Linked DNA regions of Homo sapiens: region 1 is linked to region 2. The links are chromatin contacts, found by Hi-C or POLR2A ChIA-PET in ENCODE. All regions are on one chromosome and are shown on one strand. The core of a region is the stretch at or near the end of the contact, and the rest is flanking DNA. Distances in the headings are between cores, read along the strand shown.

Region 1 (5,135 bases), core at 92-2,591, 320 kb after region 2:
ACTCTATTACATTTTGTACTAGTTGTTTTCATGTTCCTGATAAAGACATACCCGAGACTGGGCAATTTACAAAAGAGAGAGGTTTAATGAACTTACAGTTCCATGTGGCTTGGGAGGTCTCACAATCATGGCAGAAGGTGAAAGGCATGTCTCACATGGCGGCAGACAAGAGAAGTGAATGAGAGCCAAGTAAAAGGGGTTTCCCCCTGTAAAACTGTCAGATCTCATGAGACCTATTCACTACCACGAGAACAGTATGGGGGAAATTACCCCCATGATTCAGTTATCTCCCACCAGCTCCCTCCCACAACACTGTGGGAATTATGGGAGTTACAATTCAAAATGAGATTTGGGTGGGGACGCAGCCAAACCATATCACATTTTAAAAAGAAATATGTCAAAGAAATGGAGATGATGGTCAAGAAGTTAGGAAATAATGTCTTTTGCATATTTACTAAGATAAGATAGATTTTTGAAGACTCACATAGATATCAGATATTTAACTGGAAATGTGTTAAAATTGTTTTTCTCTTTAAAATGTTTTTCTTTTAAAAATATGATGCTTTCTTAATAAAGGTGACTTGGAAAATTCAATAGCTTAGAAATAGTCTCTCTGGCTTCCCTGCCTAAGTACAACCATTGTGAATCTTTTAGTACATTTCTTTTCAATCTTGCTTTGTTTTGTTTTTGTCTCCTTTTGCATTGTTTTTTGTTTTAACCTTTTATATCATATTACATCTTTTCTTTATTATAGGTATTTTCCCCATAGTTTTTATATTCTCTGAATATAATTTAATGATTCCTATTATGACTATATTGTTCTTTATGTAATTATTTCCCTAAACAAATGCTTTTGTTTGAAGGTTGGATTCCATGTTACTTAATCTAAGGTTTCAAAATAGAATTTTAAGTAACTTTTCCTTAAACATGAAATATTTTCTTCTTTGTCCCTTTCTAATATATACTTAAAGAATTGTTTTATCATTGAGATTTTGCAAACAACCAGAATACTTGAATTCTAACAAATGTGTGTTAAAGGGTAAATGATTTCAGAGAAAAGTAAATCCATTTTGAGATGTCTATTCATTAATTTATGTATTTAGGGAAGGTCTCAGTCTATGGGGGCAAGAAAGCAGCATCACGTTATTATGCTTTTTAATCTTAAGATTTTCTTGACTTGAAAATTAAAGAGGAGGGGAGAAAGATTTGAGTCCATATTCTAGTATCTTTCAGATTACAACTCCTTTCAAGACTCTAATTATAGACAAAAATATATTACTTCTGTTTACTTGTTACTTCTTTTTTTTTGCATCCTGACAGTTGAAAAAAGAAAGTTGTGGTTACATGGCTGTTTCACATTTAAAATCTGGTCATAGAATGTGGTCATTTTTTTCCTTTTGCTATGTCATCTGTAGACACATGCATAATTTTGTGGAAGGGGATGTGGTACAACTATTCTTATAGATGACTATAGTTGTTGCTCAAATTTATTTTGGTAGTAACACCTGTGAAATGACTGTTGGCTTTAATTTATAACTGTGTTTCTCAACTGCTTAAGTTTTTGTGGGGGCTGTCTTATGCATTTCAGAATGTTTATAGTGGCCTCTTCTGACTGAAGGGCCTGGCTTCTGCCTACTGAATGCCAGTAGCAATCCCCCTCTACCCCTATTGTAATGCCAGAAATATCTCCAGATGTTGCCAAATGCTGGAGTGGTTTCTTTTGAGAACCACTCTTTTATAGCATTCTTTTCCAGTAATTTTTTAATCATAATTATTCTGTTTTTGGTGTTCACTGATTAATATATTAATGTTTATATTTTCATAGGAAGTAGTCCTTTTTTCTAATAGTTTAAAATATTGTTTGAGTAGTCGTAACTTCCCTAACCATACCATACATGCATAAAAGCCTACCATTTTCTTACACTATGTAATTTATTATCTTAGCACAAGTGAAAAAAAAAAGCAAAGTATAAGAAATATATTGATTTAGAAAATGAGAAGAATAGCATACCATGTGGAGTTGATACGAGATTCAGAATGAGTCTATATCAGTAAAACAACTAGAACAGAGTCTGGCACACAGTAAGCACTATATGTTTGCTGCAAAAACTCTTGTTTCCTTATTACTACATTAATTAAATAGTTTCATTTAAACAGTTCATAGTCATTTTTCACATTGTCTTGGCATTTGTTACCGGTCCCATTTTTTTGAGCCTTCTTACACATATTTCCAGAGTATATTATCTTCTGTTCTGTCCAAATTGAGAGATAATTATTTTTAATTTTGTATGTGCTGCTTACCAGAAATTTTATTCCAAGCCATAAGTACATATTTGCTATTTATTATAAGTACATAATTAACCATTTAATTATGTTGCTTTTTATAACTGATTCACAAAAGGTTGTTTTACAACAATATGAATATAAGATCAGCAGGGTGTAGGGACTCATGCTTGCAATCTCAGCACTTAGGGAGGCTGAGGCAGGTAGATCATTTGAGCCCAGGAGTTGGAGATCAGCCTGGGCAATGTAGCAAAAGTGTCTCTACAAAGAAAAGAATATAAGGTCATATTCCTTGGAATAATTACAAAATCTTGATTAAATTTATATGTCTCCTTTTCTACTGATTTACAACATATTAACAATGACCTAGAAAATATTATCAAAAACCACTTAATGAGTTGATAGAATCCACCTTTGTGGTAGAGGGGCCTGAGTGATATAAGGAAAACAAACATTCAACATAAGTGATGGTAGAGACTTTTATTTCCATCAAGCCACACAATGAACAGCTCTCACATGCCTAAACAATAATACAGGGTAGGATTAGCCAGCCACATTTTAAGTAGAAAAACCTCTACGGTTTCTGTTTTTATATTTATTTGGTTAACAATTACATATAAATTCTTACTTTAAGTAATTTTTATTCAATAATTAAGTGGTTACAGAAAAGAGCATTTCAGTGAGAGCCCTATTGCTGGTATCAATATAAAAGGCATAATCTCGGACAGGAATCTTTGGGCAATAGACTAAACTTAAATTACACACATACATACACACACATATATAAATTGACATGTTGTGCCATGAGTGTACATGAATTGTCTTTGCTAATTTTGATGTTAATGCTTTAGTCTTTTAGTTGATTACTTAAGATGTCATTTTTTGGATTTCTTTGCTGTATAGGTCAGCACGAGGGACCATTGCCCAGGCAGCATGCTGGATTATTGCCAGAATCTCTTATTTGGGCATATATTGTCCAACTAAGTTCTGCATTGCGTACCATTCATACAGCAGGTTTGGCATGTCGAGTTATGGATCCAACAAAGATTCTGATAACTGGCAAAACAAGGTACTAGCATTTTGAGTTTTGGTTTCTTTTATTGAGCGTCTTACCTTTGACAGCTTAGTAAACAAAACATGATTGTTTTAATTCTGCCTTTTCATATATTCCATCCAGAAGAACTTCTGTAACTTTGAATTCATTTGTAAGCTTTTTAAAGAAAAAAAAAAAGTTGAACTCTGAATAAAATGCCTGGTTATTAACCAAAAATCTTGGGAAAGGTTAGGGAAGTATATGTGGTTAGGGTTAGGGGAATATAAAAATAATATCAATACAACTTTTCTATGTAGCACCATGGTTCACAAATTCTAGCATGAATCAGAATCACCTGGAGGACTTACAAAACACAGCTTGCTGGGCCCTACCCCCAGAGATTTTCATTCATAAGTCTGCATTGGGGCCTAAGTATTTGCATATTTAACAAGTTTCTAGGTGTTGCCATTGCTGCTGTTGAGTCACATGCTTTGAGAACAACTGGTACAGTTATCAGTCTTGTCTTCACCTGAGTTTTGAGTTGCTGTAATTTTGTGATTGTCTTGGGCTGCATAACATAAAGAGCTGAAGATCTGGTACCAAGTTATTTAAGTTCATATCCTGGCTTTGATAGTTTACTGTCGATATGCCGTTGAACAAGTTACTTCTTCAAATTGTGTTTTGACAACCTTATTAGACAAGTGTACTACTAACTCCATTCTGCTTATTTATGAGGTACCCCTCATAAAGTTATTGAGGGATTTGAATGAGTCATGTAAAATGCTTAGAACAGTGTCTGGTACATCTTTTGCAAGTGTTAGAAAGCTAACTAGTTCTCTTTTATGAATGACTAATAAACAGCTTGGAATGGTGAAAAGGACACTGACCTGTTAGTCAAGAGATGTGAGTTATAGTTCTGGCTTTCTCAGTTTCTGACTTTTACAGCTGTAGGTATATCACTTGATATCTCTGAGCCTTAATTTTACCATTTCTAAAATGGTGGTTGGTGGAGGTGGTGTGGGGTAGGATGGAAGTTAAACTCAATTCTGAGATCCTTCCTAATATTTTGGGAAATGTTACTTTTCCATGAGTATGCAATTTTTTAAAAACTTATTTTAATTATTTTCTTTAAATTATCTGGTCCTTAAAGGTTGCGAGTAAATTGTGTTGGAGTTTTTGATGTTTTAACATTTGATAACAGTCAAAATAATAATCCATTGGCATTAATGGCCCAGTACCAGGTGAGTAAGAATTAACATGGATATTTACTTGTTTTCCTTTATTAAAGACAAATTTTGTTCATTTTAAAGTATTTCAGTGTTTTAAGCCTAGATTTTAATTTATTTTGGGGTGGTGTCTATGCAGACTTTGAACATGTATCTCCCCCTCCCCTCCCTCTCTTTTCTTCCTTTCCTTTCCCCTCTCTATTTCTTTCTCTCTCTTTTCCTTTCTATTCTTTTGCTTCTGTCTTGCTCTGTCACCTGGGCTAGAGTGCAGTGGTGCTGTCAGCTCACTGCAGCTTTTGAACTGGGCCCAAGCAATCGTCTCGCCTCAGCCTCCCATGTAGCTGGGACTACAGATGTGCACTACTGTGTCTGGCTAAAATTTTTTTTATTTTTATTTTTTGTAGAGATAGAGGCTCACGATGTTGCCCAGGCTGTATTTCTTAACCATTATGATGTACTTAGTGTAGAGCCCTTGTGGGTTGGAATAAAGAGAATTCATGACAATGTCAGAGACTCTTTTTTTTTTTTTTGAGGCAGAGTTTCACTCTTGTTGCCCAGACTGGAGTGCAATGGCGCGATCTCAACTCACCACA
Region 2 (4,920 bases), core at 1,767-4,266:
ATGATACCTCACTGTGATCCAAAACCTTAATGTTGGATACTTATTTCCAACTCCCTATTTTTTTAGTATTTCCTGAGACTAGATTCTACATATGGAACTTAGTGAGTGTGAGCAGTTTATGACTTGTGACTATATTGCCAGATTGCCATTTAGAAATACATATTAATGTATTATTTTATTATTCCTGTGGGGTGCCTGTTTCATCATATCCTCACCAGCACTGAGTACTGGATTTTTTAGTTTTGGTTATTATTTGCCCTTTTTTTTGAGACGGAGTCTCGCACTGTTGCCCAGGTTGGAATGCAATGGCGTGATCTCAGCTCACCACAACCTCCACCTCCCAGGTTCATGTGATTCTCCTGCCTCAGCCTCCCGAGTAGCTGGGATTACAGGCGTACACCACCACATCCGGCTACTTTTTTGTGTTTCACTATGTTGGCCAGACTGGTCTCGAACTCCTGACCTTGTGATCCACCTGCCTTGGCCTCCCAAAGTGCTGGGATTACAGGCATAAGCCACCGCACCCGGCCTTGCCAATATTTCTTTAGAAGTCTATGTTTTCGGCCGGGCGTGGTGGCTCACACCTGTAATCCCAGCACTTTGGGAGGCTGAGATGGGTGGATCACGAGGTCAGGAGATCGAGACCATCCTGGCTAACACAGTGAAACCCCGCCCCTACTAAAAATACAAAAAATTAGGCGGGCATGGTGGGCAGACGCCTGTAGTCCCAGCTACTCGGGAGGCTGAGGCAGGAGAATGGCATGAACCCGGGAGGCAGAGCTTGCAGTGAGCTGAGATCGTGCCACTGAACTCCAGCCTGGGCGACAGAGCGAGACTCCGTCTCAAAAAAAAAAAAGTCTATGTTTTCTTCTCATTTTGTATTGGATTCTTTATAGGTTAGCAATTTTCTGGCATTTTTGTAGCAAATACTTTTCATCGTTCTGTTATTTGTTTTTAAATTTCAGATAGGATGTCCTTAATTGCTATCTACTGTTTTCTTTGTCACTTCTCACTCTTCCTTTATACTTATAAAGTCTGCACTTTTTTTTTTTTTTTGGATGGAGTTTTGCTGTGTCACCCAGGCTAGAGTACAGTGGTGTGATCTCAGCTCACTGCAACCTCTGCCTCCCGAGTTCAAGTGATTCTCCTGCCTCAGCCTCCCAAAGTGCGGGGATTACAGGCGTGAGCGGCCGCGCCTGGCCCAAAGTCTACACTATTCAGAGAGCAGACTCAATAATGTTTGAAATAACACAGTGTTTGATGTCAGAAAGGCCTAGATTAGAATCTGTCTCATAGAAATGAATGCTGGTTGTTTTAAAGCTTAAATAAAATAATTTAAGTTTAAAAATCAAGCATGAAGGCTGGGATACTCACTCCATTTCTTTTGGTTCTGTTTACTAGAAAAGAAAAATCATCGAAGACAAAATGCGAATGCCCAATAAACATGAAGTATGCTCAACCTGCTTAATAATTTCAGAATAAAAAATTAAATTGGTTACCATTTTCTGTCCATCATATTGGCAAAAATTTAAGAGATAATGTCTAGGGTAAAAGAGGATATGAAGAAAGGGAAACTCACTCAACGGGACTGTGAATTGTGTGACTTGCTAAAGTTTTTTGGAAAGCAATGGCTATCTTTACTAGAGTTTTAAAATGTACATTTTTTTGACCTACCATTTCAAATTTAAGAAATCTATCCTTTAAATATACAAAACTACAAAAGGGTATATGTAAAAAGCTTACCTTCGTATGGTTTGTAATAGCAAAACAATGACAACAACTTAAATGTTCATCTGTAAGGAAATCGTTAAATAAATTGATTTAAAATTTTTTCCCACTAGAATTAAGTTTCCCAAGAATAGGGATTTTTAATGGTGATGATTACTGCTGTTTTCCCAGCACTTAGAACATAGTAAATATTCAAAAGAAATGATTGAATAAATAGATAAAATTATATCTTTGTTTACATAATGCAATAGACATTTTAAAAATTGATGTGATTTATGTGTAATGACCTGGTGAAATATCCATGATATATTATTAAATGATAAAAGCAAGTCACAAAGTAAAGTGTGACTTCATTTTTGTTTTTTTTAAAGGACAGAAAAGAAAGAACAAGATTTTAAATGTAATACGTATTTGTGTAAGCACAGAAAAATTCTCGAAATGACATCCAACAGTGTTAACATTGTTAATAGAGGGATGGAATTGAAAGGATGGAGAAGTTACTTTTTTCTTTTCACATTTCTGCGTTGTTTAACCTTCTTGGAAGGAATTGTTTGTCCAAGCCCTTAGCTCAAACCAAACTAGACTTTGCTATGGGAAAATGAGTAGGCTCGAATTCGCACACACATCAGGGAACAGTGACCTTGATACTGTTACGTATTCTTTGTACAATATTGGTTTGTTGCCTTTTTTAAAGTATCTGTTGAACACTGGTAAATTTTGTTCCCCGCCTCTCTGGTAATCGCTCGACCTGTTCTTTCCAGCAGGTATTTCTCCTGCAGAACCTGCTGGCTGGCCCCCGCCCTTATCTCTGGACTGCTTTGGAACCAGCGCGGCTTCTGTGTGGCAGCTACTGAGTGCACGCTCGACCTTTGCCACCCTCCGCGCTGATGGAAACTGGAGGAGGATGTGGTTTAGACACAATGTGGCCCAAGCGTCCTTGTTTCCTGAATATACCCCAAAGTACAAGTCCCATCTCCAGTTTTGAAAGAATTCCCCGAGGAAAGGGGCTTGAGTGGAGTGGGTGGAGGTGAGAGGGGAAGATGAGGTGTTGGAGAAGCCCGGCGCACGGGGCCTCTATTAATATTAACTTTTATTAAGAGTTGGCCTTTCCCCGGGGCTTCACAAAGCAGGAAGTCAAGGGCAGTGGAACAGGGAAGGGAACTGGCAGGAAGAGAAGACCTTGAGTAAATTATTTAGCTGTGACACGAGATTAAGAGTGACCCCACCCTCCTCCCTGCCCCACACACCCTAAAGTGGGCCCAGGTTGGGGAGCAGCGCTCCAGCTGCCACTAATCATGGAAGCCCAGAGGCGAAATCAGCTTCCCGGGGACCCAGAAAATTGCTGGAGTCTGGCGAGGGGCAAATCAGGAAGTGTCTTTGTCGGAGATGGGACGGAACCCGGCTTCGGGGCGCAACCGGGCTCTGGGGGAGACCGCGTTTGTCCAGGTGGCAGGCCGCGCCTTCTGATGGCTGTGAAGAGAAGGAGCGGGGGTTTTAAGAGCCACAGCGCCACCGAGAGAGTGGAAAGGAGTAGATTAGCTCGCGCCTGCTATGCGAGGCGACTCCCCCCGAGACCCACCCGCAGCCCAGCGCCCTTGGCCAGGAGGCCCGGAAAGCCACCGAGGCGGCCGAAAGGGGCCGCGGGGCACCCCTCAGCCCCTCCTGCGGCGGCTCCGGCTGCCCCTGCTCAGCCTCCCGCTCCCCGCCCGGAGTCCCAGCTCTCAGATCGGCCGCAGAGCTGGGAACAGAGGCCGCGGGGTCCAGGCCGTTCCGCCCGCTCAGCCGGAGCAGCAGCGCCGCCTGCCGGGGGCCTCGCGCAGGCGAGACAGGCCAGACGCCGGAGGCCGCGGGCGGCTGCAGCTTTGACGGGCCGAACACACCAGCGCTCCCGTTCCGCCTTTTGAAAATCAAATCCCTTGGGCCTGGTGCCACCATCGCTCAGCCCAGGTCTTCGACGACGGGTCGAAGGCCAGTGCTCCAGGCCTTCTTCACCGAGTGGCTTCGGCGCTTGCGGCCCAGGTTCCCCGCACCTCCGCGCCGTAGTTGCGCGCACCTTTTGAAAAGCTTGGCGTCTTCAGGTATAAGGACAAAAACAACCGCGGACATCACACCATTCCAAAGAAGAAAAAGAAAGTGCCCGGAATCTCAGGGCGCGACTTCCGGGGCGACGGGCGGCGGCGGAGAGGCGCTCCCCGGGCTTCCTACCCGGCAGGAGGCCGCGGCGCCGGGACCTCGCCTGCCCTCACCGCGCGCCACCTCTCGGGAGACGCCGCGAATCTCTCCAGGGAATCCCGGGCAGCGGCGCAGACCCAGCAAGGACCGGCAGCAGGCCGAGACCGGCCGTCTTGGGCGAGAGCAGCGGGACACGAGCCCCCGGGCGCCCGCTGGGAGCGCGGGGAGGCTCTGGGCTCAGGGAAGCTGCGCTCCGAGTGGCCTTGGAGGACGGTCAAGGAGCCCGGGCCCCGCGGCGGCCGGGAGTGGACGCGACTGGTCCGCGCCGGCCGCAGGGGAAGGGGCGGGTCGGCGCTGCCTGAGCTCTATCTGCTCTAATGGCTGGGGTAGATCCGCGGAGATACTTGAATACCAGGCCGAACGCTTCCCCAAGGCGTGTTGTAGACAACGGGCCCATTTGAGCATGTGCAAAGAACAAATTTCATCCATTTTTCTGTCTAAAACATTCAAAGACTCAAATCTAGACAATAGTTTCTCTGAGGTAGAAGTGTTGGGGGTGGGGGGTGGGTGGGAATAAACTAAAAGTTGGGGTAATGAGCTTGTTTCTTGTCTATTTTGTCTGACTATAGATTTACAAAAGGAGCACCCTGCTTTACTCAGTAATACCAGGCCCTCCTAGAAACTTACCCACCAGCTTCACATGGCATGATCATTTGATGAATCGCTTTTTAGTTTCCCATTCCGGACAAATATCCACCCAAGAGAACCAATCATAACACTGGATGTATTAACGCATGTCAAGACTCTCACTTCTCTGTAGAAATGAGAAATAAATGTCGATTGTTGGTTTTCTGTAGACTTGTGATCACGCCCAGGAACTGTCATTTTCCAGTTACCAGAATCTGAATCATTGTCTAATGTGCCACGTATATAACAATATATCACTAACAGCGATCTAAAAGCGTAAAGATGTTTACGTAAAATTCATAGATTTGATGAAAATAATAGGAATGAATGAAA

The links. Hi-C counts contacts between places; a loop is a spot of excess contacts on that map. ChIA-PET counts read pairs that join two places held with the same protein, here RNA polymerase II (POLR2A). Pooled maps may share reads with other maps.
Region 1: a pooled map shows a loop between it and region 2 (2.8-fold over the local background). The contact joins the enhancer-like site here to the promoter of LINC00543 in region 2. A Hi-C loop is called at or near these places in 2 of 50 pooled maps. POLR2A ChIA-PET finds 5 or more read pairs at or near these places in 2 of 52 experiments (Caco-2 and common myeloid progenitor, CD34-positive).

The regions. Positions count from the first base shown.
Region 1 is chr13:28,267,515-28,272,649 of GRCh38, forward strand. It overlaps PAN3 (poly(A) specific ribonuclease subunit PAN3), which reads left to right. Exons shown (of 19, transcript NM_175854.8): 13 at 3,187-3,352; 14 at 4,467-4,557. Among named protein-coding and RNA genes, the nearest start is that of PAN3-AS1, 130 kb to the left of the region's middle. Within about 2 kb of position 1,342, at least 3 of the 41 ENCODE cell types and tissues checked have a DNase peak (open chromatin) inside an H3K27ac peak, as active enhancers do.
Region 2 is chr13:27,950,510-27,955,429 of GRCh38, forward strand. It overlaps LINC00543 (long intergenic non-protein coding RNA 543), which reads left to right and starts at 3,017. Exons shown (of 1, transcript NR_135254.1): 1 at 3,017-4,854. RefSeq lists a silencer at 3,207-3,596.